Regions from separate parts of the Mus musculus genome. Here all the other regions are linked to region 2. A link is a loop called in an ENCODE intact Hi-C map of the cell type or tissue named here. Cell type or tissue: left cerebral cortex. All regions are shown on one strand. Region 1 has its middle 14 kb from the start of Gm25261. Region 2 holds the start of Gm35779 (a long non-coding RNA gene). Region 3 has its middle 8.4 kb from the start of Gm35634. Region 4 has its middle 22 kb from the start of Gm35634. Region 5 holds the start of Ptpru (protein tyrosine phosphatase, receptor type, U). Region 6 has its middle 16 kb from the start of Matn1.

What was found. A loop is a pair of places that touch in the nucleus more often than their neighbours do. Peaks named below come from ENCODE experiments on the same cell type or tissue, not always from the same donor. Only the 100,000 strongest peaks of a DNase experiment are listed, where the experiment ranks them.
Region 1: it touches region 2 in a loop (5-fold over the local background); 15 of 42 quality-filtered maps call a loop at or near these places.
Region 3: a loop joins it to region 2, with 6 times the contacts of the local background. A loop is called at or near these places in 6 of 42 quality-filtered maps.
Region 4: a loop joins it to region 2, with 2.3 times the contacts of the local background. A loop is called at or near these places in 5 of 42 quality-filtered maps.
Region 5: a loop joins it to region 2, with 4 times the contacts of the local background. A loop is called at or near these places in 11 of 42 quality-filtered maps.
Region 6: it touches region 2 in a loop (7-fold over the local background); 13 of 42 quality-filtered maps call a loop at or near these places.

What each region holds. Positions count from the first base shown.
Region 1 is chr4:131,250,832-131,255,831 of GRCm38, reverse strand. No RefSeq gene overlaps it. Among named protein-coding and RNA genes, the nearest start is that of Gm25261, 14 kb to the right of the region's middle. In left cerebral cortex, CTCF peaks have their summits at 924 and 2,481 (motif pointing left); DNase peaks (open chromatin) are centred at 931, 1,448, 2,468 and 3,006; H3K4me3 peaks cover 517 bases.
Region 2 is chr4:131,484,967-131,489,966 of GRCm38, reverse strand. It overlaps Gm35779 (a long non-coding RNA gene), which reads left to right and starts at 4,512. Exons shown (of 8, transcript XR_390804.2): 1 at 4,512-4,644; 2 at 4,885-4,982. RefSeq lists an enhancer at 4,254-5,000. In left cerebral cortex, a CTCF peak has its summit at 2,961 (motif pointing right); DNase peaks (open chromatin) are centred at 2,985 and 4,351.
Region 3 is chr4:131,398,233-131,403,232 of GRCm38, reverse strand. No RefSeq gene overlaps it. Among named protein-coding and RNA genes, the nearest start is that of Gm35634, 8.4 kb to the left of the region's middle. In left cerebral cortex, a CTCF peak has its summit at 2,301 (motif pointing left); a DNase peak (open chromatin) is centred at 2,302.
Region 4 is chr4:131,428,390-131,433,389 of GRCm38, reverse strand. No RefSeq gene overlaps it. Among named protein-coding and RNA genes, the nearest start is that of Gm35634, 22 kb to the right of the region's middle. In left cerebral cortex, a CTCF peak has its summit at 1,954 (motif pointing right); DNase peaks (open chromatin) are centred at 1,981 and 3,792; H3K27ac peaks cover 1,033 bases.
Region 5 is chr4:131,835,637-131,840,636 of GRCm38, reverse strand. It overlaps Ptpru (protein tyrosine phosphatase, receptor type, U), which reads left to right and starts at 2,359. Exons shown (of 31, transcript NM_001083119.2): 1 at 2,359-2,553. The coding sequence starts at 2,481. In left cerebral cortex, a CTCF peak has its summit at 2,271 (motif pointing right); DNase peaks (open chromatin) are centred at 2,295, 2,701 and 3,285; H3K4me3 peaks cover 2,353 bases; H3K27ac peaks cover 1,205 bases.
Region 6 is chr4:130,958,215-130,963,214 of GRCm38, reverse strand. No RefSeq gene overlaps it. Among named protein-coding and RNA genes, the nearest start is that of Matn1, 16 kb to the right of the region's middle. In left cerebral cortex, a CTCF peak has its summit at 2,911 (motif pointing left); a DNase peak (open chromatin) is centred at 2,919.

The DNA.
Region 1 (5,000 bases), 230 kb after region 2:
TGGGGTCTGAGAGGAGAGACCCGGCTCCTGTCAAACAACCACCTTCCCCTTTTTTTTGGGGGGAGAGGAAATGCGCCCCAGGGTTGTAGTCAGCGGGACGTCAGCAGGTGACAAAGGGCTCTTCTGACTCATGGGAGAGGACAGAGAAACCCAGAGGCAAGCATGGCTGTAAAAGGCCTACTGTTCTCTGGTGTCAATTGTATGCCCTCTTGCTGTCTCTCCTCCCTGTGTCAGACACACACATCATTCATCCTGAATCAGGCCATGATGTTAATTAAAGGTGGTTCTATTATGAAGAGATGCATTAGGCATCCTGTAATCAGCCCACAATAACGCAGGAGGAAGCCTGGGGTTCCTGTGAGTACAATAACCGTGCAGGCTTCCCAGGGGCTCCTCACAGCCTGCACTTAGAGAATGAGATATTATTCCATATGTGTGGACTTGCAAACCATTACAAATGAGTGAAAATTTTAAATTAATACACCGGGCCACAGTGAAGGTTAAACTCGGCCCTGGGTCAAGGAATCTATGAGAACTGAGACAGACTCTTACCATGAGGAAAATTCTAGAATGGAAAGGAAGCAGTAGTTATAGTAGCCATGCCCTGGGGTCATCTTTCAACTAGCTCACCTGGGGTTTGCACCTTCAGGGGAGAACACAAACTCACTTAGCTGTGTTGACCCAACTTCCACCCTGGTCATCTGGAGAGGTCACCGTCATGGAAGCCTATGCTGCCCCCCCCCAATCCTTAAACTGTCTTAGCATGGCATCCTGTGCCCTGGGGTGTGAACAGGACTCTCCCTCCTTCTGCCCACGCTGGAGGGTGCACTGAGTTCTGGAACTGTGTTCCCGCCAGGTCTGCAGGTTCGACTCTTTGCTGTTCTTCTACAGCCTCCGTGGTGTTTCTTCTGACTGGCTCACTCAGCTTTAAACACCAGGGGGAGCATGGTGTGGTGGCTCAGGCCTGTGTTCAGAGGCAGAGGCAAGTGGATCACCTCACGACCTAGAACAGCCTGGTTATGGAGTGTGAGTTCCAGGCCAGCCTGGGCTATAATGCCAGCCAGATTGGAAAAACAAACAAACAAACAAACAAACAAACAGTGGGCGTCACCTCCTCCAGGAAGCCTTTCTACATTATTCATCCCATTTTGTTTCTATTTTATTTTATTATTTTTGTTTTGTTTGTTTTTTTGTTTTCCTATAATCAGTCCACCTGGCCAATCTCAGAGAAGTTCACTGACTGAGTTCAAGACATTTACTGCGTGCTTCTTTGGAGCCAGCTGTCGGTTGACAGCAGCTCAGTGGATCTTGGCTGGACACATGTGTCCTGAGTTTCCCGTGGCTTCCGGCTGACCCTGGCTGCAAGGAGTGACCTAAGCTACAGCGGCTGACCTTGGCAGAGGTGACAGCATTCCTTGGCTCTATTCCTAGTGTCTCTTGTCCTCCAAAAGTCTGGACTAGGCATGTCCTCGCAGTGGTGGTTGTGACACAGGAGCCAGCCAGCCTGCCAGCCACACGGTGGCTTCACATCTGCTCTCTGTTCAAGCCTTGCAGGGAGCCCTGTGGCCTCAGTCAAGGCTGAAACCAGCCATCTTCCCACTGAGAAGCTGGACAGCAGAGTCCAGATGTGGAGGAAGGTGAGGACAGTCCTTGTGGCACTCAGCTAGATGAGTCCAAAACGTGGTGACATTTTAAGGGGCTTTATTGCCTTATTGTGGGCATTCAGGAAACCCTGTATGTACTTAACATACCAGACAGTTGAGTTTGACAAATGTCTGAAATCAGCATAGCTACATGGATAATAAATGTACCTAAACCACCTCCATTCAGTCTCTCTCCTCCCCCCCCCCCCTTCCTTCTCAACCTCTGGGCAGTTTGCTTTCCAGGGGGTAAAGAGGTGTGCACCGTGGCTTTATTTTGCATGTTAAAAAAATGGCTACAGATGTTGAATGTCTCTTGTCACCATCTTTCTTCCTTGCAGAAGTGTGTACTCAGAGAAAAGCCTTTACAGCCAACTTTTTAAAAAATTATTGTTGTCTTTAGAGGGCTCTTTGTATATTTTGGAGATTTAACATATGTAATTTATTAAATATGTACTTATTTTCTCCTAGGCTGTGGCTTGTCCTAGGTGAGGTTTTAAAACGCGCGGATTGACCCCTACCCTACCCCGTATCAGTAGTTATCAAGGGTGTCTCTGAGTGGCCAGTGCAGGCAGGAAGAGAGGCTGCTCCATTCTCCATAAGAACAAAGAAATGGCCAAAAATAACAAGACAGGCAACTTGAGAAGCCGCATTGAATCCATCTCCCTGTCGCGTGTGACCCTGATTTTATAGGGTTTTCTAGGAATCAAAGTCACAGTAGGGGTGTGAGTGGCGGGTGGGAAAGGAAATGGGTCCAGAAACTCCCCGCAAGCCCCACTGCCTCGTAGACCGGTCTTTGCTGGTCCAATGTCGCCCTCTAATGGCTACAGTCCCCAGCCAGCCTCGGCGCTCAATCCCTCTGGGCTCCACCAGGCACCGGAGGAGAAAGAAATGGCAGAGTCCACTTCAGTTCCAAACTTTCGAAGAATGATAGTATTTCCTTCACTGAGAAAATCTCTCGGTGGAAATGAATTGAAGCAAGAAAGCTCCAGGAGAGTCTGCTGCTGCATGCCTCGCACTGCACTCGTCCAAATGCAGCGGCTCAGAACAGACTCCAGCGCAGCGCTGCGGGGTCCACCCTGCAGTGTGTCAGCAGCAGGGCTCAGCCTGGAGCGCTGGGCACTGTACAGTGTGGCTTCGCATTCACGTGCTTGGGATTTCGGGATAGCTGGCCTCCGGCGCTTGGGGCTTGTTATTAAGCAGAATGTTCACCTGCGCACCTCAAACCCACTCCTGTCTGGCCATCCGCAAGCCCTGTATTTTCATCTGTGTCTGTCACCCAAGCCCAGCCAGCCCCCTTCATCGCCTTTGGAACCACAAAGAGGAGGCCACCCTGCTTCCCGCCTTCCAGAAGCGAGGGTGTGGTGCAGGAATCACAGCGTGGGAGTAGACAGATGTCTTAGCTGCCGAGATCCCTGCCTGGCATCTTCCTCAATCGGTCCTGCTTCTTGCTGCTAGGATATGACTTGAGCATGCTCACCTCAGATCTCTCTATCATCTCTTAAACATCAGTGTGCCCCACTTCCAGAGCTGTTTTCGGGGATACCCCCATGTCCTGCAGCTGAGCATTTCATCTGTGTTCACCTCAGCACATGCCTGACCCCAGGAAGCAGCTTGATGCACTCCCGGACACCTCCAACCGACCGACCTTAGACAGCTGTGACCCCACGTGGCTCAGGAGCTCAGCCCAAAGGCCACCGGTCCAGTCCCTGAAGACCTTAAAGCAAGCACATTGATTGTTCTGTGCCTCGGTTTCCCCATTTATGAACTCTTCCTATTGGCTTCTGGGTCGTGGCGGGCAGGGGAGTGTCTTGGGTGGGTGGAGCTTTTAGTCATAGAGTTCCCCTGCTGGGACTGTTCTTTGGAAACTGGAACTCGAAAATGAGGGACAGAATAAAGTCACCGCACCTGCTCGGGTGCACATTTTATTGAACAGCTACTCTGTGCTGGGCTCTTGGCTAACACTAGGGACATAGTGCCAGTCAAGCCAGAGGCTGTTTCTGCTTCCAGGAAACTCACACAGCCTAGGGCCTAAGACAAACAATAAACAAGTAAGTAATGAATTAATGGGGGCACAGACAAGAGAAGCAGACAGCCTTCCCGTGGGGGGTACAAAAGCTAAGTCCTCTAGACAAAGCAAGGCCTCTCATGGGAAGAAGGAACATCAGGCTAAGAGACCAGCATGCTCGGGAGCCTGGAAGTGAGAGGAACCATGGCTCACAGGGAGACCTGCAGGGAGAGCCTGGGGCCAGGAGAGTGCCAAAACCTAAGGTAAAGCTACAGCGGGTGGATGTGGTTGGGTAACACAGGGCCTTCAAAGACCCATCAGGTGCCTGGGCTCCATTCAAAGAGTAGATGCTTGCTTGGCATGCGGGGACAAAATGCTGGATAACCCTGGCTGGGGGCAGCAGTGCAAAAACACTTAGGCAAAACATTGGCCTTCCCAGTAGTCACATGATCACTGCATCCATTGCCAATCTGAGGACTCAAGGGAGGCTATCATCTCCCACCCACACTGAGGCCCGCAGACACACCAGAGAGACTCGCTCTGAAATCCCAGCCAATCAGACCCCACGTGTACACTCTGCTGTGAAGATGTGAAAGGGGCTTTCTTTTCAAAAATTAAATTAAAATTTATGTATGTGGGCATTTTGCCAGCCTGAATGTCTCTATACCGTGTGTGTGTGTGTGTGTGTGTGTGTGTGTGTGTGTGTGTGTGTGTTGTGTTAACCGCAGAAGCCAACAGAGGGCGTCAGATCCCTGGAACTGGAGTTACAGACAGCATGTGGGAGCAGCCATGTGGGTGCTGGGAATTGAACCAGATACAAGAGCCACAAGTGCTCTTAACTACAGAGCCATCTCTCCAGAGTGAGAGGCTTTCTTTTAAGGACAAAGTTTATTCATTTGTTTCGTGTCATGGGGAGGTGGGTGTGTGCTCCATGGTGCACTGTGGAGGTCAGAGGACAACTTGGGCTAGTTCTCCCCATCACCACGTGTGTCCTGGGGTTCAAACTTTGGTTCTCAGGCTCTGAATCAAGCCTTCATCTGTTGCATGGTCTCAGAGGCCCAAAGCTTTCTTAAGAAAGTGACTGTATCTGAGAGTAGGAGCAGAGGGGGAAGGCCTGGGTCCTAGGACAGCATGTCCCCTGTCCTGATGGATGGTCTTCAGCCAGAAGCACCGAGGCACAAGGTTCTAGTATCACCAACCTCAGTAAGGAGCTTGACCTCCCGACACGACAGAGGGACAACATGGTGGACATGTGGCTCCTGGCTTGTGAGGCTGGTATAGAAGTAGCCAGACTGTGCTGTGGCAATTCCCTGACAAACAGCACAGAGGTTTTTGGGGTTTTTTTTGGGGGG
Region 2 (5,000 bases):
TGTCAACTAGTCACTTTCTGCTCCGCTTGGCTCTTACACAGTTACGCAAACACAGATTTAATGTCAGATTTTCACATCTATGGTTTGATAGTAGAAGGAGTTGTTCATGGTGTGAGCTGGGCTGGGAGGGGAAAGACAGCTTGTTTAGGGGCCCACAGAGAAGACGGCATTGATGGAAAAATGGAAGATGAAAAAAACATTTGTGGAAGGAAACATACCAGCAGGACAGCTCACCAGGGCCTGGGACAGTGACATAAAGTGGGCGTGGCAGTGATGCGGTGACTTGGCTCATGGCTGTCTCTTCCCTCTTTGAGATGCTCTAGTCTGTGCTTTCTCCCCAGCAGGAAAGCCCAGTTTCTTGCTTGTCCTTCCAGGATTAGGCTTGAGGCCTGCCATCTCAGAGGCTCTGCATCCCCTGGCTGTCTTTGCTGCCGGCCTCTGCCTGGCTTCAGAAGCCCAGTCCCGCAAACTCTCCAAGCTTCAGCAGTAGAAGCCTGGAGGTTGAGGACCTCCAAGGGTAGGCAGGGAGGACTTCCCAGGCAATGCCACTGGCCAGATGCTGTATAAGCCATATGCGTTCTCTTCCCCAGTCTCTGGAGAATAAATGATGTTTCTGTCTACAGAGTTAGGACTAGAGCTTCCAGAAAGGCTGGGAGCTGGGGGAGGCCAGAGGTAATAAAGGAAGGAAGTGGGAGAGAGGTCACCAGACCATGTGGGAGGACAAACTCACACCCCAGAGCTGCCGGAGTGGATGGCTGAAAGTGGAGTAGGAGACCAGGCAGCAATCAGTGGGGCACAGGAGGCAGGAAGTGTGAAAAAACGAGCCTTGGAGTGGAAGGCTGTGTCTTCAGTCATGAAGGGCCTCATGTCAGGAGAGAGTGCAGACTGGCTTGGGTGGCCTCTGACACAGAACCTGGGAGACAGAGGGACAGGCTAAGCACAGTTATTAGGGAGGTTATTACTAGACTCCTTGTCAGAGCTTTGAGACCCGTGCACCTTGCAGCTTACCCTATGATCCCTGGAGCTGGCTCTGCACACGGCTGTGTAGCCAATCCTCCCAGGAGTCCTCTCAGGTAGCCTTTAACAGAAAAGGAAACTGAGGCACAGAAAGATTCAGCCCGGGCTCAGGGATGTCAGCTAGCGAAGTATAGAGCCAAAAGTCGGTACTGAAGTTTCTCCAACTCCTAAGTTCTCAAATCTCAGGGCCCCGAGATACCTCAGATCTTGTTTTTTTAATTCCGAATCCATAATTTAATGATGCCATAAATATGAGGTCCTGCATTACTAACGGAACATGAGGCTGGGAGCCTTCGAGTCTGTAATCTGGTGCTAAGTCTCGGGCTCTAAGACGATTGCTTTCAGATTCCCTGTGTCTAATATTTTATGGGAAACACAGGGAGTTATTTAAAGCCAAGCAGCGGGAGGTAGAACACTTCCTCCTCTCCCCAGAGCAAGCCAGCAGGTCAAGGCTATATTTCCAAGAGCCTGAGCTGTCTGTCTCCACCCCCCTGGCCCTGGAGGCGGGCTGGGGAAGCCAAAACTCTTGCTATTCTGGGCCCATTAATTTGAGTTGTCCTCAAGGAAGGTGTTAGAAACCGGTGTTTGGAGCAGCAGGCTGCTGACCCAGAGGGAGAAGGTCTGTAGGGGAACTTTCCAGAGATGGGCTGCCAGGAAGCACCTACTGCAGGCCAGCAGTCGGCAAGAGGATGTGAGGGAGCCCTGGGGGGTTGCAGCAGACGGGCCCTGCAGGATGGGCCTTGCATGAGGGAGCCTGATATCCCCTTCCACCCCAACTTCAGTCCTGGAGCGCCCTTCTGTTTTCTTCATGGCACTTAACACTGTCCAAAAATAGTCTTTCCCATCACCTCTTTCTGGCTTTCCATAGCTCATTAGCTACCACTGAGATGCTGGATTCCTGGAGGCCAAGAATGAGGATGGAACCACAATGGTAGGCATTTATTTGTCCTGGAAGCAAGGGAAGCTCCAATCGACATCTCAGCCCAGGACCAAGATGTCACCCACCTGAATTCCTCTCCTGACAATGACCAAGGGCAAGGGATGGCCTCTCTGCCTTTGTCTCTATAAAGCAGAGATGGTCACAACTCTGTTCATCTCATTTCTTTCAGCCAGCAGAAAAGGGTCTCGATTATTCCCCCACACTGTCCTGCAGGGATGCCATATCCCGGAGAACCAGTTGCCATTGTCATGCCTCCTAAGATTCCCAAAGGGGCATCAAAGCCCCTCCCAGCTTGACCCTTAAAGAGCCTAAGCTCTTCCCTGGCAGCTGCAGCCTCCCTCTTGAGAATGCCTCACTCACTGTCTCCCTGCCTAGATAGTTTTCCCAGCATCCTCTCTGTTAGCCCTGCCCCGTGGAGGGGCAGTACATTTTTTTTCTCCTTAGGCCACTGCAGCACCACCTCCACCACCACCCCCCACCCCAGTCTTCCGGTACCTTCTCTAGGTTCCTGAGATCTGACACCATCCTTGACACATCCTTCAACAATGCCCAGATAGCAAACTAACATTCCATGGGTATTTCCATCTGAGCTCCTTTTCCAAAGCCTGCCTGCACAGGGTGGGTTTCCCTGTTACACGTAGGAGTGAGATGCTTGGTTTCTGGAGACTGAGCTGACAGCCCCTCATTCGTATCTGCAGGATGGAGCCTTCCCAGGACAGCAGAGGCCTCCCATTCTTGGGCAGCTTGGGTTATTGGTTGAAGGGAAAGGCAGTATATTAAATTCCTCTGGTCTTGGTCCCAAGGGGAGCAGGTGCGGCAGGTAATGAGGTTGTCAGGGGAACAGAGGCAGCTGGCATTGATGCCTCTCAGGCAGGAAGAGGCATGGCCTCAGGCTGTGGCCAATAAGGTGGAGCCTGGGCTGTTCCAGGGCTATACTTCTCAGTCTGAGAGGCAGGAAGAAAACTGGGACTAAGCCTTGTCCCCTAGGTGGGGGACACTCTGGGCAGTACCAACTCTAGCCTGTAGGTGGCGCTGCAGGCTCTTGCAAGTGCTACTGTGCCTGTAGGCAGGGCACGGAGCTGGGAGGTGCAGGGAGGGATGGAGAGGGAGAAACGGGATGGGGGCATGGTATGGAAAAGTAGGAGATAGTGGTGGAGGAACTGTCACTGAACAGTCTGGCTCCCCCAGCCTTCAGAGTGAAACAAATTCCATGGCCCATCTTACCCTTACCTTATCTGCTGAGGACTCTCTTCCTTTCTCCCATCCCCAAACCCTCCTTTGAAGACCTGATGCCATCATCCAGGGTCCAGACCCCTCCCTGCCCAAGGGTTCTGCTGTCTAATCTGTCTAATAACCTTATACCCAGCTCCTCCGGGTCACCTTGCATCCTCAGGTCTCAGCACAGACACGCCTCCTCTATCACCACCTCTAAGACCCAAAGTCCAGGGTCAGGCCACCCAGGCTCCTGTGTCTCAGCTCTGGTCACTGGCCAGATGAGGTGCTTCTGGGGACAGGGACTTGGCCCTCTAGTGTCTTGGTGTAGCCTGCCTGGCAGGTGAGCTAGCAACAGAGGGTACCAGGCAGTGCCTGAGGAATGGGTGATAAAAATGATGAAGGGTTAAGGATGAAGATAAAGAAGAGAGCATGGACCAGGAGCCGGCAAGGATTCCTGAGCACTGGGGGAGGGGGACTGGGGTGAATGGGGGACCCCGGGCTTCCATGGGCACTTCCTTTGTTGCTGCCAGGGTGTTCAGTGGTCTGTCTGAGGCCCGCTGACTCACTGCCATGAAGCTCCTGCTTGTTGGCAAATGAGGGTTTCCTGTGTCCGCTGCTCAGAGCAAGAGGACACAGAGTTGGTGCAAGGGCCCTGGTCTCCAGGAGCGTGTACTCGAGGGAGCATGGGATGGGGTGGGGGGACTTGAGGAACCCTGGGCTTGGCTCTTGCCCTTTATTTCTCTCTATGAAGCTTTGATGTCTTTAGTCTTCCAGCCTCACACACTTAAGCTACTTACAATCACCTTTCAGACCCTAAAGCAAATTATACACAGACATACACACACACACAGACACACACACACATCCACACACATGCACAGATATATACATGTACAGACATATACATGCATAAGTAAATGCATGTATACAGACATACACATGCATGCAACACACACACACACACACACACACACACACGGGGCGGGGGGTGGGGGGTGTCAAGATATGGAGAATCTACCAGCCTCCCATCAAAATAAAGCTGTATATTTGCCCAGCTTAGGGAAGAGGTTGCCTGGCTGTGCTGCTTTGAAACTGGCATCAATTCCAGTCCCATCCTTGCTTCCCATAGCAACCATAGTAACCAGAAGTTCTTCTTCCCAGAGGCAAAGTGCCAGAACTTTCTTCTCAGATCAGACACCTCCTCCTCCAGGAAGCTTTCCCGACGGCAGCTCTCTGGTTAAGAATCCCTTTAATGAGCCTGAGAAATTTCCACTCCACTGCTTGTCCCAGTATATAACCAGAGTCTGCTTGTCTGTTTGTCACCTCCCTCAAACCCTGGACCAAGTCTGGGAGTCACAACTGAACCTCCAGAGCCTCCTACGGCTGCCGCCATTATTCCGTGGAGTGGCCACACTGCCTCGCCTGTCTCTGACACACCTCGTGACTCTGGCGCCAGCCAGACTGCATCCCTGGTACCTTCTGCCTGCAGCCCTCCATCTCAATGCCCTGTTCCCCTCTGGCTTAGTGTCCACAGCAGGGACAAGGACTGCAAGAGTCACCCACAAAGCCCCTGTCCATCACTTGTGTGCTGCATGACACGCAGGGTTTTACCTCAGCTGTTTGGGTCTCAGTATTTTTTTCATCGCCGAGAGAGACAATTTGCAGGCCAGGGCAGAGCAATTTAATAAAGTCTTTAATAAACTCTCTGGCAGAGGCAGCCGGGAATCTGCGGAGACCAGGGCATAAAGACGAGCCAGGGATCTGCAGCGACTGCACCGAGCAACAGCAGCTGTCAGCACGCGGCCACCAGGTAGGAAAGGCCATCTGG
Region 3 (5,000 bases), 87 kb after region 2:
ACTTGACTCAAGCTGAAGTCATTTGAGAGGAGGGACCCTTGACTGAGAACACATCCTTATACGCTAAGGCTACAGGCAGGGAAGCCTGTTGGGCATTTTCTTATTGAAGGGGAGGGTCCTACTATGTGCCAGCTACCATGTTGGACACTCTTCTAATTTCAACTCTGTTTTTTTTTTGTTGTTGTTGTTCTTTTTGGTTTTTTGTTTTGTTTTGTTTTTTGTTTTTTGTTTGTTTTTTTGTTTTTTGTTTTTTTTGTTTTTTTTTTTTTTTTTTTTTGTTTTGAGACAGGATTTCTCTGTATAGCCCTGGCTGTTCTGGAACTCACTTTGTAGACCAGGCTGGCCTTGAACTCAGAAATCTGCCTGCCTCTGCCTCCCAAGTGCTGTGATTAAAGGCGTGAGCCACCACCACCCAGCCTAATTTCAATTCTGATACTGTGTTAAAACATCCTGACAAGAGGAAGCAGCCTAGAGAACATCATGGTCCACTGTAGTAGGGAAGTCGAGGCAGGAAGCTCAGCTGGTCACATCGCATCCACAGTCAAGAGCAGAGAAAGAATGCATGCTTATACTCACTTGCTTGCTTGTGCTAAGCTCCACCTCTCCATTCAGATACAGTTCAGAACACCCTGCCTAGGGAATGGTGCCACCCACAGTGGGCCAGGACCTTTCACGTCAACGAACAAGATAATTCTCCCCCAGCCATGTGCCCACAGGCCCACTGTAAATAGTGCCTCACCGAGACGCTTCCTGGGTGATTCTAAGTCGTATCAAGTTGACAGTCAAAGCCAACCTTCACAGATGCCAAAGCCACAGTGAAGATGTAGAGCAGCATGTGACAAGCAGACACCCAATCCAGGTCTAGTGAATTTCCCCGATAGGTTGTGCCTCTGGTGACCTGGAGTCCTGTCACAGGGGATGTGCCAGGCTTAGCTGGGGAGTACCTGATGCCCTTAGACCCAGGTCGTGTGAGTCCTCAGTTCTGAGCTCTGTCCTCAGCTTCCTTGGATGTCTGCAGTGTTGGCTTCCAGCCATCCTCCACTCCCAAGCCCCAGGAAGAAGTGTCTCATGAGAGGAGAGGAGGACTCGCCAGGTTCTGTTCTGAGTTGGAGCAGATCTGCTTTCCTGGGTTCGAAGCTCCTGCTCTGTGAATCCCTTCCCTTCGTGTTCAGACAGAAAGCACCGTCATGTATCCATTTGTGGGTCTGAGTAATGCTTGATTGGCTACCTCTGTCCATTTTCAATGCATCCATCCCGCTGCCTTTTCAATCCCCCTTTTCACTTGCTGTTTATTTTAATTGTTTATCTGCATGCTCATTCAATAAAACTTATTCTTTGTTTCATAGCTTAATTAATCTCCAATCCCATTCTCATTGATTGATTCATTCACTCACTCCCTTATTCACTCATTCATTCACTTACTCATTCATTCACTTACTCGCTCATTCATTCACTCACTCATTCATTCACCCCCTCACTCACTCATTCATTCACTCCCTCCCTCCCTCGCTCACTCATTCATTCACTCACTCATTCATTCTCTCATTCATTCGTTCAACCATTCATTCTCCCTTCCATTATCAGTCTCTGTGCTCAGTTTTTCACTGGGTTATTCATTCATGAGTGATTTTTCTGGCACACTCGCTCTCTTGCCACCTTATATATGCTTTCATTCCTCCCACCTTGGTTCATTCACTAATTCTCCGAATCACAAGTGGGTTGGCTACAGCAGCTCTGTCAATATGTGCTCTTAGGGTGGAGTGTCTGCACTGATCTGCCACGGGCCTCCCAGCATGCTTTGGGCGCTGCACCAACTCCCTACATTTTTTTTTTAAAGCCTCAGTGGAAGCAAAGCCTGCAGTGACAAGACACCAGACACCCATGCCATCCTGGTACAGACCCCCAGAGTAAGCGAGAGAATGCTGCCCATGATGACTAGCACTAGCTGTCAATGTGACAGAGTCCGAAATCACCCAAAGACAGTCCTCTGGGCTTGCTGTGAGAGATTTTCTAGATTGGATTAATTGAGGTGGGTAGATTCACCCTCAACATGGGCAGCACTGTTTCATGGGCTGGGGTCCTGGGTTAAACAAAAGGAGAAACTGAGGCGGTTGCCAGCATCCGTGGCTCCCTGCCTACCAACAGCCGATTGGATGTGCCCTCCCACCTCACCACAGCCCTTGCTATGCCTTCCTCATCTCCATGGCCTGTAACCTCCAAAGGAGAGCCAGAGTAAACCCATTGAGTGACCGCGGTGCCTTCTGCACCTTTTCTCTGCTAGCTCACACACGCCCCCTCGTGGCAGAACCCGAAACAGGTTCAAAGTCTGAGGGGAGGAAAGCTAGGAGTGGGGAGGAGGGATGGGAAGGCAGTGAAGGTTGTGTTAGGAGTTAGCCGTGGGGAACCAGCTGTGACAGCTTCAGCTTCGAGGTGACTAGCAGAACTTCATGAGGTGGGCGTTACACACCACCTGCCCCTTGCCCCAGGTTGGGAGTTACTCCCAGGAGAAAGGTACGGATTCCCAGGCATGCCACACAGAGCAGTAGAGTTACATAGCAGCTGGTGGCTGGGCGTTGGTCTTGGACTAATGTAGTCAAAGTAGAACTTCCAGCATCAGCAAGCTCATCATGAACAACTCCTGCCTCCTCTCTGCTCCTCCCTCGTCGTTCATCTGGCTGCACTTGAACTCCAACATACTACTCTGAAAGATCCACAGCTACCAACCGGCTTGATGGCTTTGCTTTATGCATTGGAGAAATTGAGGTCCAGACAAGGGCTATCACAAGTTCAAGGCCAACTGGGTCTCTACTAAGGAGTCTAACAGAAGTCCGCCCCTCTCTCTCTGTTCAATGGTGGGGTGGGGGTGGGGTGTCCACTCTTGCCTACAAAGTCATTGCTAGAACAAAGTCAACAGACAGCATGCTGCTGCTGCTGCTGCTGCTGCTGTTGAAAGCTCAAACTCATTTGCCCTGGGGTGTCTTCTCATTTTCAACACTGTCCCCCGACCCCCGACTCTGCCCGGGCACACATACTTAAAAGGCACATTTGCAGATCCAAAGTGGCTGTCAGATTCCCTCCCAAAGAGACACATGTGATCTTTTACCGGAGTGATCATAGCACACTATTGATGTGATTGGACCTAATCCCATCAAGAAAGCCCTGCAGGGGAGCAGGTTGGACTGGGAGAACTCCAGTTGCTACACATCACTGTGGACCCTCAATACATTTCAAGCGAGAAAGAAAAGAGCCTTCTTTTCTTCTTTCCTCTATTTTTTTTTTTTGGTTTGGTTGTTTTATTACTATTTTCTTTATTTTAATGTTTTAGACAGAGTCTCATGTGGCCCAGGGTGGCTTTAAACTCACTATGGAGCCAGGAATGGCCTTGAACTCTTGATCTTCCTGCCTCTGCATCTTCTGCATGCTGACATTACAGGATATTCCTCTATTCGCAGCCAGAAGCCATGCTCTCTAAAGGCCGCCTTCCCTTCAGAATAGCCTTTGAGTGTGAACTCATGTTAAAGCAGGGAAGGTTAATGCTTGGATAGTATTTAACACGCTCTTTCTCAGAGACCCTGCTTTCTGGTACAGCACATACCAGCAAATTTTCTTTGCAACTGGAGTTTGCCCTTTTTTGTACCTGGAGAATCCTGTGTCTGCTGCTAAGTCAAGAGACGCTCCTCTGTAACACAGAGATTCCATTTCAAACATCTCAGCACCGCTCATGAGCTATAAATAATCCACCTTTTCTCGAGGACCTACTGTGCACAAAAGTGCTGTAATGAATATGTCTTAAAAGGCACTCGTGACCTGGAATCTAGGCCTTGAGAATAAAGTGGAGGCTCCTATGTCATCTCCCATTGTTCGTTCTTTGCTCTGGACTGTCAGCAGAACTCCCTGACTCAGCACCGTCTGCCTCTGAGTCCCAGCTTGCTCCATCTCTGCTTGTGGACAGATGATCCTGAGAAAGCAGGATGGTGTGGAGAGGGGTCAGAGCCTCTCTTTCTTCTCTGATTGGAGGATGGGAGCTCCTTGGCTATGGATTGTCATAGCTGGCTGCCTCCTCCCTAGAGGAAAGAGTCACACCCTGCCTAGTATGGCCACAGGTGGCAGTGACTCTAAGTGGCTTTATCGCTTATTTTTCTGTTGCCAGGATAAAACGCCATGACCAAAAGACAATTTAAGGAGGAAAGAGTTTATTTGGGCTTACGGTTCCAGGGGGAAGAGAGTCCATGGTGTTGAGAGGGCAGGCAACAAGCTCCAGCCATGGCGGTGGGAGCAGGAAATTGAAAGATCACATCTTCAAATGCAAGCAGGAAGCAGAGAGAGCAGACAGGAAGTGAAAAACAAAAGCCCGCCTCCTGTGACACACTTCCTCTGGCAAGGCTGCACCTTCTAAATCTCCACAAACAGCATCACCAACTCTGGGGCCGAGCATTCAAAGCCAGAGCCTATGGAGGACATCCTCACTCAAACCCCAACAGGGCCCCTGATATGGGGCGGATATGGGAGGAGCCACTGGCGGAGACAGTCTAGAAAAATCAGCCTGCCGGTCCTCCAGGGTGCCTGGGCCAGGAGTCACTGACCGCTGCTCACCCCAGGGCGTGTTTGGGATTCTGGGCGTCTCTGTTCTCTGGACAGCACCAGATTCTGTGAGACATCATAAGCCACTGTGGCCGAGCCTAGACTTGACAAGCAACACTTACGAGGGTCCAGGTGTGAGTTGGGGAAAAAGCACTGAAGCCCATGGAGTTGACACATGGCAGAGAAGGCCTGGAGTCCTTGCCCTGCTGGCTCTGCCGCCACAGGAACACATCCTGCTCTGTGGGATTCTGTCACCAAGCTCTCATCCTCATAATCAGAGCAGCCGTGGCTAACTGCTAGAGACCCTCAAGCTCGGGACTGTGGATGTTAGACAAAGCCATCAGGGTAGCTGCCCTCCCATGGTGACGCTGGTGTCTTTATGGGGGGAAGTGGGGAGATTTGAACTCACAGGAGGAGGG
Region 4 (5,000 bases), 57 kb after region 2:
AACCTCCTCCTTCTAGGGAGCCTGGATTATGACATCCAAGGGTCTGGCTCATCCCCGTGTAGGGCATGCCTCTTTCACAACTGGTTTTGAGGAGGACAGCCTGGACCTCTGAGGACCCTCTCAGACCCAGGCCCCTGCCACTAACCTCAGCCTCCCTTCCATTCGTGTCTTTAAGACTTCCTCATCTAGACCTCCTTCTGCTCCAGATTTGATTGACAGATGCTCCAGAGAGTGGGAAAACCAGGGTCCCCCAGGGCAGCCAGTGTCTGGTAGAAAATGCCATATCACTAGGCAACCAATAGATATTTCTTGAATTTGTGCAGATAGACAGAGCTAAGCTGATTAATATATTTTCCTTTCCCACGTGAGGCCTAGGTCTACAATGCCAGTGTTCTCGCCCCCCTCCCGATGAACTGGCTTTCAGGTCAGTACAGGGCTTTATCTCACAATGACAGTTCATTAATAGATTTACGAGGGGGCGAAGACGGCTTGGTCTGTCTAAAAGGCTTGTTTTGCATTTCTCTTCTTTTAATTACACAGTTATCTCCCAGACCAAGGCTCTTTGAAAAACCGAGAGAAATAGACCCCCTCCCTCCATCTGCTCCAGTTCCGAGAATGCAATTAGTGAGGGCGGGCGATGTGCTGGGGCTTCCTGCTCTGCTAGACCAGGATCCTCTCCAGGACTGCTGGTGGCTGGGAAGCTCAGTCACAATGGGTGGTCGGCATGGGAGAGACTGCTTTGAGCATGGGACTCAGTAGCTGAGGACGGCACTGTACCTCAAGAGCTACCGTTTCTTGGGTGCCTTCCATGTGCTAGCAGGTATGTCCTACCTGTGTTCTGAGGGCCACCCTTATTCCCGGATGCCTGTGAATGTGACCCAAAACATTTGTAGCCAACACTGTCATGCTATAACCTTCATTGTTACTGGTTTTAGATCCATTTTACAGACAGAGGAACTGAGGCAGTCAGCTGTGTGCAGGGCCATGGACTAGAGGTAGAATATGGGTATGGTTGTGGAAAGTCGGGGTTGACCTAAGGCACCCGGGCTAGAATGTAACACCAGATCTCAGAAGCTTCTGTCATTTCCACTCTCTCTTTCTACTTGGTAGCTTTTCTGGGCCTCAGCTACCTTGACGGTGAAATGGGCCCATCTCCAACACAGGATGGGTGTGTCTTAGGCTGGGATGTGTGTTGAAAAGGATGTTCGTGGAAGGGAAGATGCGGAGCTGTGTGAAGCGATGGACCACACTTGGCCTCTGGGTTGCAAACCAGGGTTGGCTCAGATCCGGCCATAGAGCTGGATGTTTGTGCGTGTGGAGCGAGTCACAACTTCAGATGACTTCACCCAGCACCTTCCCAGAGACCTCTGCCGTGGAACAGATCTTAGGAAATCAGAGTAGAGTCCCTGCCTCCTGATGGCTCATATGTGACACCACAGTGAGAGTCCCTGGTGTCTCCCAGAATGGGCAGTGCTGGGGGAGTGGGGGTGGCAGTTGACCAATGCTGACTGAAGAAGCCGAATCCCTAGTGACTTGGAGCAGAGCCTATGTTTTCTGTAGAGACTAGATACTAAATATATTAGGGCTGATTTGGGGCTTGAGGGACTCAAAAATGGGTCTAGAAAATGAATCAGGTGTGGTCAGAGGCGGGAAAAAAGCCCCACATCTCTGCCTTTAAAAAAAAATGACATAATCTAAAATGTAGTCCAGAAAAACTGAAGCCTGAACAGCATACAGTATTGATGCATCATGGAAGACTTGTCATGAACTTCTTTCAATCACTAAGAGAAAGGGGAAAGAGTTTCTAGCTCACGACCCATTCCAGAAGCAGCCACAGGCTACCAGTGAACAGCTAGCCATTGTTTGCAGACCATGGTTTGTTGTTGCTTGGTGGCTCTCAATCCCACCCCAGCCTTCCCTCGATGAGCCATGAAGCAATGCCCAACTCTGTCAGTAGAGGGCACTGAAGGGACACTGCGGAAGAAACAGTTTTGCATTTCTCGCTACTGTATCTCTCTCATTTGAGGAATCTGACCACAGTGGTGCACAGAGACTGCACAGCTCTTGGTAACCTCGTGGTCCATTCAGGGACAGGTGACCATGTGCCTGCACTGTGATGAGTCTGATACTTCCAGCTACAGTTGATGGAACATACCTCCCTCTTGCCTGCCTCTGGGGAGATGTCTTCTACCTGGGGTACTTGCCAAGCAGTTCCAGCCGGACCAGATAGCCTCTTTGCCACTGTAGGCTGAGCCTAGCTTTGGAGCAGGCCACTGTCAAGCTATCTTCCTCGCTAGCATGTCATATCCTCTAGTCACATCGCCAAGTAGGGTGTCTTTTCATTAAACTCTGTGACTCAGATTCTAAAAAAAAAAAAAAAAAAAAAAAAAAGACCCAGGCAGTCTGGGAACAATGGGGTCTTCATAACCAATGATCAGGATGGGCTCTGTCTGCCACATGGTCGTGGTTTCTGAGAACTCAGTTTGTTTGGCTGTGAAATGGGAGCATTGCCTCCTCTCCTATGGGCACCTGAGACCCTAAAGTGAGTTGGGGCTAGTCCAGTAGGGAGTATGGGTTGAGGAGCCAGGCCTGATGTCTGTATGCTGGACATTCAACTGCATTGTCCTGTTTCTAAAGGGTTACATGTATCAGTATGTAAATATCTATCAAGTTGTAGGGCCTGGGAGGAGTGTGGTTCAAACCATTACCTTACCCCCTACTTCCTTCTTCCCTTGGGAGGTCTCAAACCTCAGGCCCTTCAGCCTCTGGTTTCTTTCTTCAAATCTCTGGGGACCCCACAGGCTCTGGCAGCTGAGATGCTCTCTTGGCGGTGTCCAGGTACTCCCTCTGTCACCTCATCTGTGTGGTTACTATAGCAGCCTTCACAGCCTGGGCAGGGCTGAAGAACATAGGCAGGAACATAATGAGGCCACATAGTCTGATCTGTCTTCTGTTGTGACAGGTACAGTCCCCACAAAAAGGCTGCAGGTCATGAGCTCAGGTCCTTGGCATAGGGATGCTAGCTTCCACCAGGCTGCCTGAGACCCAAGCTTGGGGCCTTTGGGACTTCCTTTCAATTAACATCATTGGAGATCCTAGGCTAGCTAGGGATGCCCAGTGGTCCACACAGCCTGCCACATGGAGTCCTAGAGGCATGACCCTGCAGGACAGAGGTGGAGAGAGAGAGCCACTGTCCCTTGGGTCCTACAAGTGGAACTGGAACACTGCTGGTGGTCCCTGAGTCCAAGACTTGCATCTCTGCTCCCCTCCTATGAGATTAGAGAGCCCCCTGCAGCTCCCAGGACCCCAGTCTGGGCCCAGATGAGCCTAGGCCAGACAGGGTATTCCCAAAAAGCTGCTGAAATCGACAGAAGAGATGGCTTATCCTTTCTCCATGGCCAGATCTATAAGCTCTGTACTCTGGCCTTTTTCACAGCAGCAACTGACTCCAGGACCCCATCACAGGAGTTGCTGAGGCAGAACTGCGGTTTGGGGGGGGGGGCATGGAGATATCCTAGAGGATCCCATGGGGAACCTGTTCCCAATATCCCAGCCACCTCCCCTGCCTGCCCCTGGGAAACCAACTTCCTTTACACAGAGCAGACCCTGACTTGCGGAGCAACCCTCCTCCGAGCCTTGGAGATGCAGAGGGTCAGACTGTGGTCATGGGAAGCCCCATGGAGAAGCAGGCTCTTTCTTGGGAAGAACAGACAGACAAGGAAGGAGGGGGTTGCTGCTCTCCACTCCTGCTGCTTCTTGTCTGAGCAAAATGCACCGGGAAATTTCCACCCGCATCCAGACTGTGCCCGCCTTCCTTACCGTAATTAATATCCCAGGGAAAAGATACGCTCAGCTGGGCGCCCATCTGCCAAGGCCTCGGCCTTGTGGGCTCTGTCCCTGGGGATTCAGGCTCCATTTCACCACTCTGAGGAGTGGGCGCAGGCATCCCTGGGGATGGGTTAACCTCACTTAGCTCAGCAGACAGCAGTGCTGAGGAGCCCCACGGGCAGAAGTAGTGACGACGTGCAGGGAAGGGAAGCCTGGGGTGGTGCAGCCCTGTCATCGGAGGGTGTGCATGGGGGAAGGGAGGCGTTATGAGGGGACGAAATAGATGCCTGTGCCGAGGTCTTCCTGAGGGAAGATCCAGCCAGGCTCTCAGGGCAACCAGGGTCGGGTGGAGATGGAGAACGAGAGGGGTTTCTGAGATGGCTGAGTCACCCCTTCAAGGGAGAAACTTGGTGGCTATTCCTTTTGGGAATACCCTGCCTGGCCTGAGCTCATCTGGGCCCAGACTGGGGTCCTGAGAGCTGCAGGGGGCTCTCTAATCTCATAGGAGGGGAGCATAGATACAAGTCTGGGACTCAGGGTCCAGCAACAGTGTGCCCGTTCCACTTGTAGGACCCAAGGGGCAGTGTCTCTCTCTCCACCTCTGTCCTGCAGGGTCCTGCCTCTAGGTGAAGTCAGGGGAGGAAGGAAACATGATGGAATCCAGAAACACAGCCTAACATGGCCCAAGACCATCATCCTAGCCTACTCCTCAGATGCTGAGACAGAAGGGGGTCTGGGACCTCCCTTTTCCAAGCTGTCTGTGCCTCCCATACTGGGCACGCCAGAATCCCAGCTTAGTTCTTAGAGTCAGACATTCCTTGATGGAATTTCGAATCTCAGCCCCTGAGCATCTTGCTTGTGCTTCCTCGAGTGACGGCCACAGGTACCTTGAGAATCTGACAGGGACGGGGGTGGGGGATAAAGAAGACACATGCCTGGAGCTTCTGTCGCTACACAGCCCCCTCCTCACTGTCCTGTGAATAGTAATCAGGGATCTTTCAAACACAGGAGGTCAGCACCATCCTGGGCTACCTGTCTTGTTGGATGGCTTTGGCAACTGAGGCCGAGCCTATACTGACCTCTTTTGACTGCCCACACTTGTACTCTGGTCCCTCATCGATGAGGAGCTAGCTGACAAGGTAAAGAGAGAACTCCAAGCCAGGATAAGCCTG
Region 5 (5,000 bases), 350 kb before region 2:
GCTGTCCTCTGACCAAGGAGCAAGAGAACGTGGAACCGATCAGATTTGAGTTCAAATCCTGACACCTTTATGGACTGACTGAGTGACCTTGCGCAAATACATCATGCTCTCTGATTCTCAGTGTCCATACCTCAAAACTTGAGATTAATAAAAAGAGCAAACAACAACAACAAAAACCAAACAAAAACCAAAACCCCAAAACTTCAGTTCTCCCCCCCTCCAACGCACAGCCGGCTCCGGGTTGCCAGATCTCTCTCTGTTTCAGCATGTCTTTCTGTCTTGCCCATCACTTTTCCTTCCTCTACCTCTGTCTCATGGTGACTCTCAGTTTAATGCTCGGGTCCTCGAGAGCTGTGTCTTTGCTTCCTTGAGCAGCAGTTTGAGGACCCAAGGAGACCAGGGATGCTCAGTTCTTCCTTTTCTAGCCTCAGGGTAGCTTCTCAGTGTGAGCCAACTGAGGGAAGAGACAAGAAATAGGGAGGCCTTACAGACGCCAAGACCTGTACTTAAATGAGTTCCTTCAACATCTCTGCCCATTAGTTGTTGGGGGGAATGAAAGTAATAAACCAAAACTCAAGACTCTCCAGCGGCTGATCATTTTCTTAGTGTTTATTGACTCAAAATGTCTTCCGTATTCGGCTTTCTGTGTGGTCTGCAGGCCCTGGCAACTTTTCCAGTTGCACCTGCCGTTCCTCTTCACCCTTCCATTCGGGCTCCCTCTTAGACCAAGGCTCGCGCTTCGGGCTGGCTGCAGCGTTCCTTCCCATTGGTCTGGCTGGCTGCAGCGTTCCTTCCCATTGGTCTGGCTGGCTGCAGCATTCCTTCCCATTGGTGTGCTTGAGGCTGGCTCCTCACACGTCAGGTCTAAGATCACGTGGCATGGGGTCACATCCTTGGCAAAGGCGTCTGTCTTGGACTGTCTTTTCTGAAGCGTGACCCGACCCCCCCCCCCCATCTTTTAGTGTTCCTTGTTGCAAGAGCTTCATTTCCTTGAGGGCGCATGCCTCAGACTGAAGTTCCATATGTATTTATTTATCTGCGGCATGAAGTCTTCGTGAGAGCAAGGGCCCTCTCTGTAAGTACTCATCTATCAGTTACCCGCTCATTCATTACTCATCGAGTATGCGGGATACCAGGCCCCGGGGGAAAAAGCTTCCCTAGGGGGACACACATTCTAAACATGGGGGATATATACCAAGTCCATCACATAGCAGGCAGTCTGTTTAGAAGTGCAGCGATCCACTTTCCCTACTGTAGGTTCCAACCCCCCCCCCCACCCTCTCCTGCATCTTCCTCCTGAATGTAAGCTTCATGAGGGTGGGGATTTTAAAAAATATTTAAATTATATTTAAAATATAATTTTATATTTTATAAATATACACGGCCAGAAGTGCTGGTCTGATGCGCAGTTACAGGTGGTTGGACAAGGGTGCTGGGGATCCATCCTGAGCCCTTTGCAAGAGCCGCGTGCACGCACCTAACCACTGAGCCGTCTCTCTAGCTCCCGGAGATCAAGCCTTTGTTTTTTAATCTCCTCGGTAGTCTACAGTCATCACTGAACCAACAAGCCCATATCTATTCAGTATTTGAGAAGCAAATGGGTTTCCAGATGTGAGTCGGTTTTTGTTCGTTTGTTTACACATTTCGAACCAGACAACCTTGATTCAGATCTTGGTGTCGCCTCATACTGACACATAATCTTGAAAAAGTCACGCTCTATGATCTCAACTTTCTCAACTGTGTAATGGCATTAGAATGGTGTGTGTCCCCTAGGGCAATAGTGAAGATGAACAGAGTCCCAGAGAGAGGCACACATGGCACCTGGTCTTAAGTAGCCACTGACAACTATGCTGGTGGTTGTGCAAAAACTTGGACGGGGCAGAGTTCCAAATCTACTTACTCCGAGTAGCCGGAGGCTACTGTAGAGGCACGAGCGTCAGTAAGAGAGAAGTGAATTTCATATTACTGAAAGTAAACGGCAACATTCCAAAGGCCCAACAACGTTTCAGGTAGATGAAGAGTGCTCTGTCATTGGAGGGAGCTGGGAGTTTATGTTCAGAGTAGTCAAGGTAGGAAAAACTTAAGCAACTGAGGGAACAGAGGAGCCAAGGGTTCCTGGGTTACAGTCTCAGCCGTGGGCAACGGATGCGTTGAGAGTGCCGACCTGAACACCGGCACCGGCCGATGGATCTTGTCGACGGGGTGCGAGAGTGGGGGATGGGCACGCCAAGGCCGGCGGGCCCAGGGAACCGGGCCGCAGCGCGCGACACCACCAGCAGGGGACGCCTCGAGACCGCGGAACTCGCGCCCGGGGGCCTGACGTCAGCGCCCCGCTCGTTCGGGCTCCCGCTCTGGACTCGGCGCCAGTCCCGCTCCGCGCGGCACTGCTCCACTACGGCTCCCGCTCGCCTTGGGCTCCCGGTCGGGCTCCGGAGGCGTCGCCTCCCCAGCTGCGGGTCTCCAGGACCTAGGCGGCGGCCATGGCCCGGGCTCAGGCTCTGGTCCTGGCGCTCACCTTCCAGTTCTGCGCGCCTGAGACCGAGACTCCCGCAGGTAAGCGCGCGCGGTCCCTCCAAGCTTATCCCGCGAGTGCCCGGGGGGCCGGGGATGGCTTGTCGCTGGTGTCGGAGTGCTCCAAGCTTCTGTGGCCGCTGTGTCTGTAGTTTGTGTGCAAACTGAGGTTGAGTGTGTACCGCGGATGCGAGTGTGCTGGTGTGAGTGTCGCCTGCGTGGAGCACCGGGTGTGCGCTGGCTCATGTTTGTCCACGCTGCCAAGTGGGTTGTGTATCTGAGTTTCAGTGGCTTGGCTAGAGTTGCGTCTGATCCTGTGTTGCATTTGTTGGCTTTTTTTTTTGTATTCCCTAGGCGGGAGTACTGTTTGTTGCTGGTGCGTTTGAAAACCCGCGTGTTTGTTTATGCCTGTGCTGTGAGGACTCGGTGGATTGTGCCCAAGTGTGGGCCCGAGTGTGTGTGGTGTGTGTGTGTGTGTGTGTGTGTGCAGTCGTGGGAACCGGGTCGGAACCTGTGTGAGCTCTGTGCCCACGAGTGACCCTGTGGGAGTATTTGGGGTGTACGATGCTGTGTGGGTCCGTGTGAATGTCAGGGATGCGGGGAATACGTATGGGGGAGCGTGTCTGGAGTGGATGTGAGTGTGTCGGTGAGCGATGGTTTCGTGGCTAGGGACGCTGCGAGCTTGGGGTGCTCCTAGGCCGTGGTCGAGTGTGGCCGGGACCCGAGGGTGTGTGTGCATGTGTGTGTGCATATGTGAGTGTATGTGTGATCGCGCGCGCGCGTGTGCGTGGCGCACCCGGCCGGAACAAGTTGTCGCGGCGGCGTCCCCCGGAGGCTGGGGCGGCCCTGCGGCTGGCGAGGGAAGGAACGGGGAGAGACGTGGCTGTAGCCGCCGACTCCGACATTTCGGGCGGTTTGTTGTTTCGCAAGTTCCGAGCGGCGCTGGCTGGCGGCTGATCCGAGGAGGCGCCAGGGCCGCGGGGCGCCCGGGATGGGGAGGGCCGTGGGGCGCACCCGGTTGCGGGCGGGGCTGCGGCGTCGGGGCCCCCGCAGGGCCTGGCTGGAGGCCTCGGGACAGCGTCCCCATCGTAGCTCGTCAGAGGCGTTGGGGACGCCGCGGTCCCCGGGGACGCTGCCTGCGTCTGCTTTGCAACTTTGTGCGGCCTCCCGGCCAGTCGGGCACGCGCGTGCGGACGTGTGTGTGTTGTGTGTGTGTGCGTGTGTGCGTGTGTGCGTGTGTGTGTGTGTGTGAATGTGTGCATGGGCCTCCCCCTCGGCCTGCGGTGAGATCCCGTGCTTGAGTGTGCTTTGGAGCCTGGTGTCCTATGGAGGGTGTGTGCGTGTGCGTGCGTGCGTGTGTGTGTGTGTGTGTGTGTGCATTCCCATGTCTGAGTGTGTGTCCAGTGACTGTCTGTGCGACCGCGAGCGCATCGCATCGTGTGCTCTGTGAATGGAGTGTCAGTGTGCTTCTGTGTGTGCGCGCGCGTGGTCCACCGTCCTTTCCTGAGGCCTGGACCTCAGGCCTCGGCCCCTCTGGCGGGCGTGTGCCGGTCCTCTTCCAGGGTTTCCTCCTCCCCTGGCTCCCGCCACCGGCGTGAGGTAGCTGGGAGTCGCCCCGGGTGGAAGCAGAGCCGAGACACGCGCTGCCGCCTTGGGCCCAGGGAGAGACTCCAGGTCGCCTGCCTGCCCCAGACAACTGGCCTCCGGGGATCTCGTTCACCGCCCCGCCCCCGCTGGGGCGTCTCGGGAGCTGTCCTGGTCTTGCCCTGCAGCTTTGGGGTTGTACTGCTCAGCTTCAGTTTTGACCTCCTGGTATCAGAGAGGGTGATCCAGGCAACCTGCCTCTTAGACCTTTCTCAGGGCCGCGGGGCGCCCGGGATCTTTAAGATAGAACCCTTTTCATTCCCTCACTCGATCACCTTGATTTGAGAATACACACGATCATCAATTGCCCTGGTAGTAGACTGTCAGGATCAAGGTTTGAGAGTGAGAACTGCTGCAGGTTGTTCTCATTCTTGAGCCTCAGTTTCTCCGTGTGCTTCATGGTCTTAATAATGACCGCGTGTGATACTTGGTAGAATGTTAAGTCCCCTACTGAGAAGCTGAGGAGAAGATGGGTTGGGGGTGTGTGTGTGGCAAAACCCTAGGGGCTAATTTGAAGTGTGTGTGGGGGGGGGGGAGGGGGCAACACGGGCTCAAATTCTGTCTCGGCTACTTGTTGTGTGTGACCTTGGGTAAGTCACATTACTTCTCAAGTTCCTGTCACCTTTGAAACTTTTAGTATTAGAGAAGCTCTAGGCAGATGGGAGGTGGCAGCCCTCTGTCCTCAGTCTAGGGAGTGGATCCAGTCCCCTGCCTACTTCCTTAGTCACCCAGTGGGGGTCTGTGTGGGGTGACTCCCAGACGTGCACACCTGGCAGCAATTATCCCACTGTGCTCTGGATCGGTCTGTCCTTTTGGTCGCTGGAGTTATTGGGCAGCAGGAATGA
Region 6 (5,000 bases), 530 kb after region 2:
TGGATGGATGGATAGATAGATAGATAGATAGATAGATAGATAGATAGACAGGTAGATGACAGATAGATGGATAGTGGGTAAATGGTGAATGGTGGATAGGTGGATAAATGATGAGTGAGTGACACATGTGTAAATGAGTAGTTGGTTAGATAGTGGGTAAATGGTGAATGAGTGGGTGGTGTGTAGATAATGGGTGGATAGATGGATTGATGGACAGATGGATGAGTGGACAGACAGACAGACAGACAGACAGACAAATGGATGGTAGGTAGATGGTGAATGAGTGGGTGGTGAGTAGATGATGGGTAGATGGATAGATGGATGGATGGATGGATGGATGGATGGACAGACAGATGGACAGACAGGCAGACAGACAGATGGATGGATGGATTGTGGATAGATTACAGATGGATGAGTAGACAGTGAATGAAGAGATGAATGGTAGATGATGGATGAATAGGCAGATGAATAGACACATGGATGGACAGATAGATGAATAAATGGGTGAGGTGGATGGGTGGATGGATGGGTGGATGGATGGATGGATGGATGGACAGACAAATGGTGGGTAGATGGTGGTACTCAGAGCTGGTTCACAGACCCAGAGATTCCACCACATCCTCACCCACACCCACTCACCAACAGATCTTGACAGGAGGACAAACTCCTCCCATAGGCTAAAGGCCGCCCGCATCTTGGGAGCTGACCTATCCTTTCTGATTGTTCCTCACAGTCACATCCCTGTGCAGTGAGCCTTGTGGCCTCAGCCTACTGTGTCACCAACCCAGAAGATGAAAAGTGGACCCTGCACCCAGAGTGTGGGGTTCCGAGGGGTCCCGGTGGGGACTGCTCGGGCACACTCTGCAGAGAATGAGTACTGAGTCCCAAATCCCATCCTCAAAGGAAGCCGTGGGTGACCTCACCAGAGCAGGACAATAAGCTACCTCCACTGCCCCCAAGCTGCCTCCTGTCAAGCTCTGTCAGCACTCCACCTCCTCACATGCAACCCTTGCCACACCTACAAACTGCTACCACTGTCCCACGTGACAGAGAAGGAAACTGAGGCTCACGGAGGTAAAAGACTTGCCCAGGGCCTTTGGTCATAGACAGAACCAGGATGAATTCGGGTCACTTGTCTTGAGGAAGCACAGACATCTCCAGCGCACCCCCGCCCCAAGCTCTCTTCCCTGTTTCCCACCACCCAGCCCCCGTATACATCACTTTGTGGTCCCTTTAAACCTGAAATGGGCTCGTTTTCCAATTTGCCTCACCCTGAGCAGTAATGTCCATGAAATAAAGCCTTGATGTGCTAATTGCTTATGGGGTTTTTCTCTGATGCCCATTAAAATAAATACATGGCTGGTAAAATAGAAAAATAGGAAATGTTTGCCCATGCCTGACCCAGACTCCTTCTCCTATCCCTGGTGAGCAACCCACCTCCTGGGAGGAGGAAAGAGAAAATAAAAAACTGGGAGGGGTAAGGGACAGAGAAAACTGGGAGGAGGGAATGTGCCTGGGAGGAGGGAGAGCAGAGGAGATGAGGGAGGGGGGAGTACGTGGCAGGTAGGTAGGTTTGCCCTCTCCGGCCCAGCACAGCCCAGGTCAGCCAGGTTCCTCTTTTGCTTGGGAAGGCTCCATCTTTGCTGCTACTCCTGGCTTGGGTCAACTGAGCACAAGCCACATGAATTAAGGCCTCTTGGGGAAATGAGTAAGAATGGCCACAGTGGCCCCTGATAATGGGATGCAGGTACCTCAACACTTCAGCTCCTGGCAGTCAGAGCCCCTATTTGCATCACCCACAGGACAGAGATGGGGTAGAGTGTAGGGGGGGGGGAGACCTACTGTCCCCAGAATCCTGCCTAGAATTAACACAGGAAACCACGTGGAGTAGTCTAATACTGGAAAATGAGAAAATCCTGCAGGGTGGCCACCTCCCTCCTACAGCAGTGCCAGCATACAGGATAAGGAAGGAATGAAGCTATGAACAGTGAGGGGCCTGACTGGACATGGCCAAGCTGGAGCAGGCCCAGGGGCAGAGCCAGCAGGGATGGGACAACCAAACCAGGAAGCTGACAGGCATGGGTTCAAATACGGGAACCGCTACCGTGTTCCATCTCTCCCCACCCCCACCCACCTAGAGCCCCACTGACCCTCCTGTGAGACAGAGACGTCCCACTCAGAGGATCTCAGGAACAAATGAGATTAGCGTTTCCTAGAGCAACGCTCGGCGAGCAGAACAGCTATTCGTCAGTTTATGCCCGCTAATTATATTTATGGAAATGCATCATGAGCAGGCTGTTCTGTGACACTGAACATTATATTTATTTCTGTTGTATATCTGTCTGTGTTTCTATTACATTTATACTGTATATCATTGCACGTGGCTATATAAATCTAGTATATATTTTACTATATACTGTGTATTGTAAACTACTATAAATGGCCATTTATAAGCCACTTCCTGTTACTACTACGGAAGGGCCAGGAAACAAGGCGGGCAGGCGCCTCTGTCTCTCAGTCACACCAGGGACAGTGCTGTCTCACACCAGGACTTGGGGCTGAGATTTGTGATCCTTGAGACACTGCCTCTTGGACACCACCTCACCTCAGCATTTAGGGATAAATGTTAAATTTGCAGTGACGTGGGACAGACCCAGGGACATGGAGACACATCTGGCCTGGACCTGAGACACCTCTTAGAGCTTGGGAGAGATGGGAAGGAGAGGGCTGGATGCCTCTGAGGAGACCTGCGGCCACGGAGAGACTTCAGAAATAGCACTATCCCCTCAGGAACCTTAGGGAGTAAAGAGGTTAGGTGCGACAGGTGCCTTCAGTGTCAGGACAGAACTCAGCTGAAAGAGCTCTCGCTGAAGGGTCCTCCCTGGTCGGACAGCCCCATTCCTGAGCTGATGGCGCCACCTGGTGGCCAGATTCTCCATAGCAGCTCCAGACCCTGCAATCATAGGATCACATTTGTCTAGCTTCTTGCTGTGCAGTTTGGAGTCTGTTGTTTGACCTCTCTGAGCTGGGGGGAGGAGCTGGTGGGGAGAGACAACAGTGCTCACTGCACCCTGCAGGCTGTTTTACTTCTGTTACAGCGTCGTAGGTCTAGTTCCATCCCCAAACCCAAAGTTGATATGTTGGCAAGGATGACCTTGAACTTCAAATCCCCCTGCCTCCACCTCCCAAGTACTAGACTCCCACTCACTTGACATCACACTCGGAATGTATTCAGTGCTAGAGATGGACCCAGGGCTTCCTGTGCAGCTAGGCAAGCCTTTCACCAGCTACACTCTCTCCAGATCCAGGCCCCCGTCCTCTTTTGTGTTAATCTCACAGGCCTCTGGGACAGCCGTGGGACTGGGGTTCTGCGTGCCTCCTGTTTCATTTCAAAAGCTGTGGACCCAGGAGGGAACCATGTAATTAACAAGAGGTGACACACGAAGGAATCCTGCTCAAGGCCTGCCACCCTCCTCCCTGCCAAATCCTGTAACCAATTGCATTATGCAAACAAGACTCGGAAACCTGGTTAGCCTCGTGCTCCGGGGCCGGGAGATCCCACTGTTGCCCAAGGAAAGAAAGACGTTTTTTTTTTTTCTTTTTGCAAAATCCTGATTAGTTTAGTCCTGTGTGTCTATGTGAAATTCAGTTTAAAAAAAATTGTGGGAATAGATAGACCCTGGCTGCCTGGAAGTCGCTTGGGTTCCATGGTTCTGAGATTTGTTTATAGCCTTGGGTTAATCAAATCTGGATTGGAGAGAGGCAGGGAGAGACAAGGGGGGGCTGTTACCAAGACCTGAAGCAAACTTGGGGAGAAGAGAGATAAGTTAGTGCCAGGATTTAGAGCAGGAAAACCCACGAAGCTGATGCTTTACCCATTGGAACACAAGGTGAAAGGGCAGGTTCTAAAAAAACCACACAGGAAATGAACCACACAGGGTCCCCATCCCCACACATCAGGGACATCTGTGGCTTCTGCCCTCCAAGTGCCCTGCCTTGGCATGTGGTGACAGCCTCTCCTCCTCGTGGAACCATTGCCTAGCTCTTCCATCCTAAGACAACTTTTGTCTCTGACCCACACACACACTCACTTCTCCCTACTATACAAATGAACAGAGTCCCAGACCTGGCTGGCCAGCCAGAGCATGGAGTTCCTGATTACAGTGATAGCTCAAGGATAGGCAGAGTGCCCAGTCGGAGTCAACGAAGCCAACCCCTGTGAACTTGGATCTTGAAGGAGTTTCAAACCTACAGAGCCTTTGGCATCTTGGGGAGAGCCCTCCCCACGCAGGAAGTGTCCAATCAGAATGGAGACCAGAGCCAAAGGCAAAGAAAGATGGGGCCCAATAACATCGCTGAACATAGGGCCTTCAGGCATAGACCCCCTCAGATACTTTCTTAGCTAAAATTCTTGTCATCAGCAATCCAGAGCACTGATCATCTGTCCCAACCTCCAGGGCCTGAGATGGACTCCTGAGAAACTGGCCAGCTGCCTCCCCCATCTGCTTCCCAAAGTCTTCTGCTGCAAAAATTCTTCCTCCTGGAGCAGCCTACTGCAAGCACACACACACACATGCACACACACACACACACACACGCACACGCACACGCACACGCACACTCATAAGCACTCCATTTGTTGGGTCTGGGGGCAGTTATGGTCTCACACCAAGCGAAGCTCTTGCCTCATGCCTCTCCTGACCTTTGCTCTCTGGCCCCTCCTGGCACTGGACCTTGTCAGTTTCCCTGACTGTGTGCCCTCTACCCTGCTGTCTGCTTACTGGGGTCCTCACTCCCTGTGAACAACCTGGTCCTCCGGCATGGGGGAGGGGCACGGGGGAACAGCTGCTCTTCAAAGAACAGCCTAGTCCAGCTGTGAACCTGCTCCTAAGAATTAGGGTGACCCTTAAGTCTGCTGAGCCCATCCTGTGTGCTGAGGGGTGATGTGCCTTGTTCCTGCATCAGTGCTGGGTAAACTAGAACTCCCCACTTCTGAACTC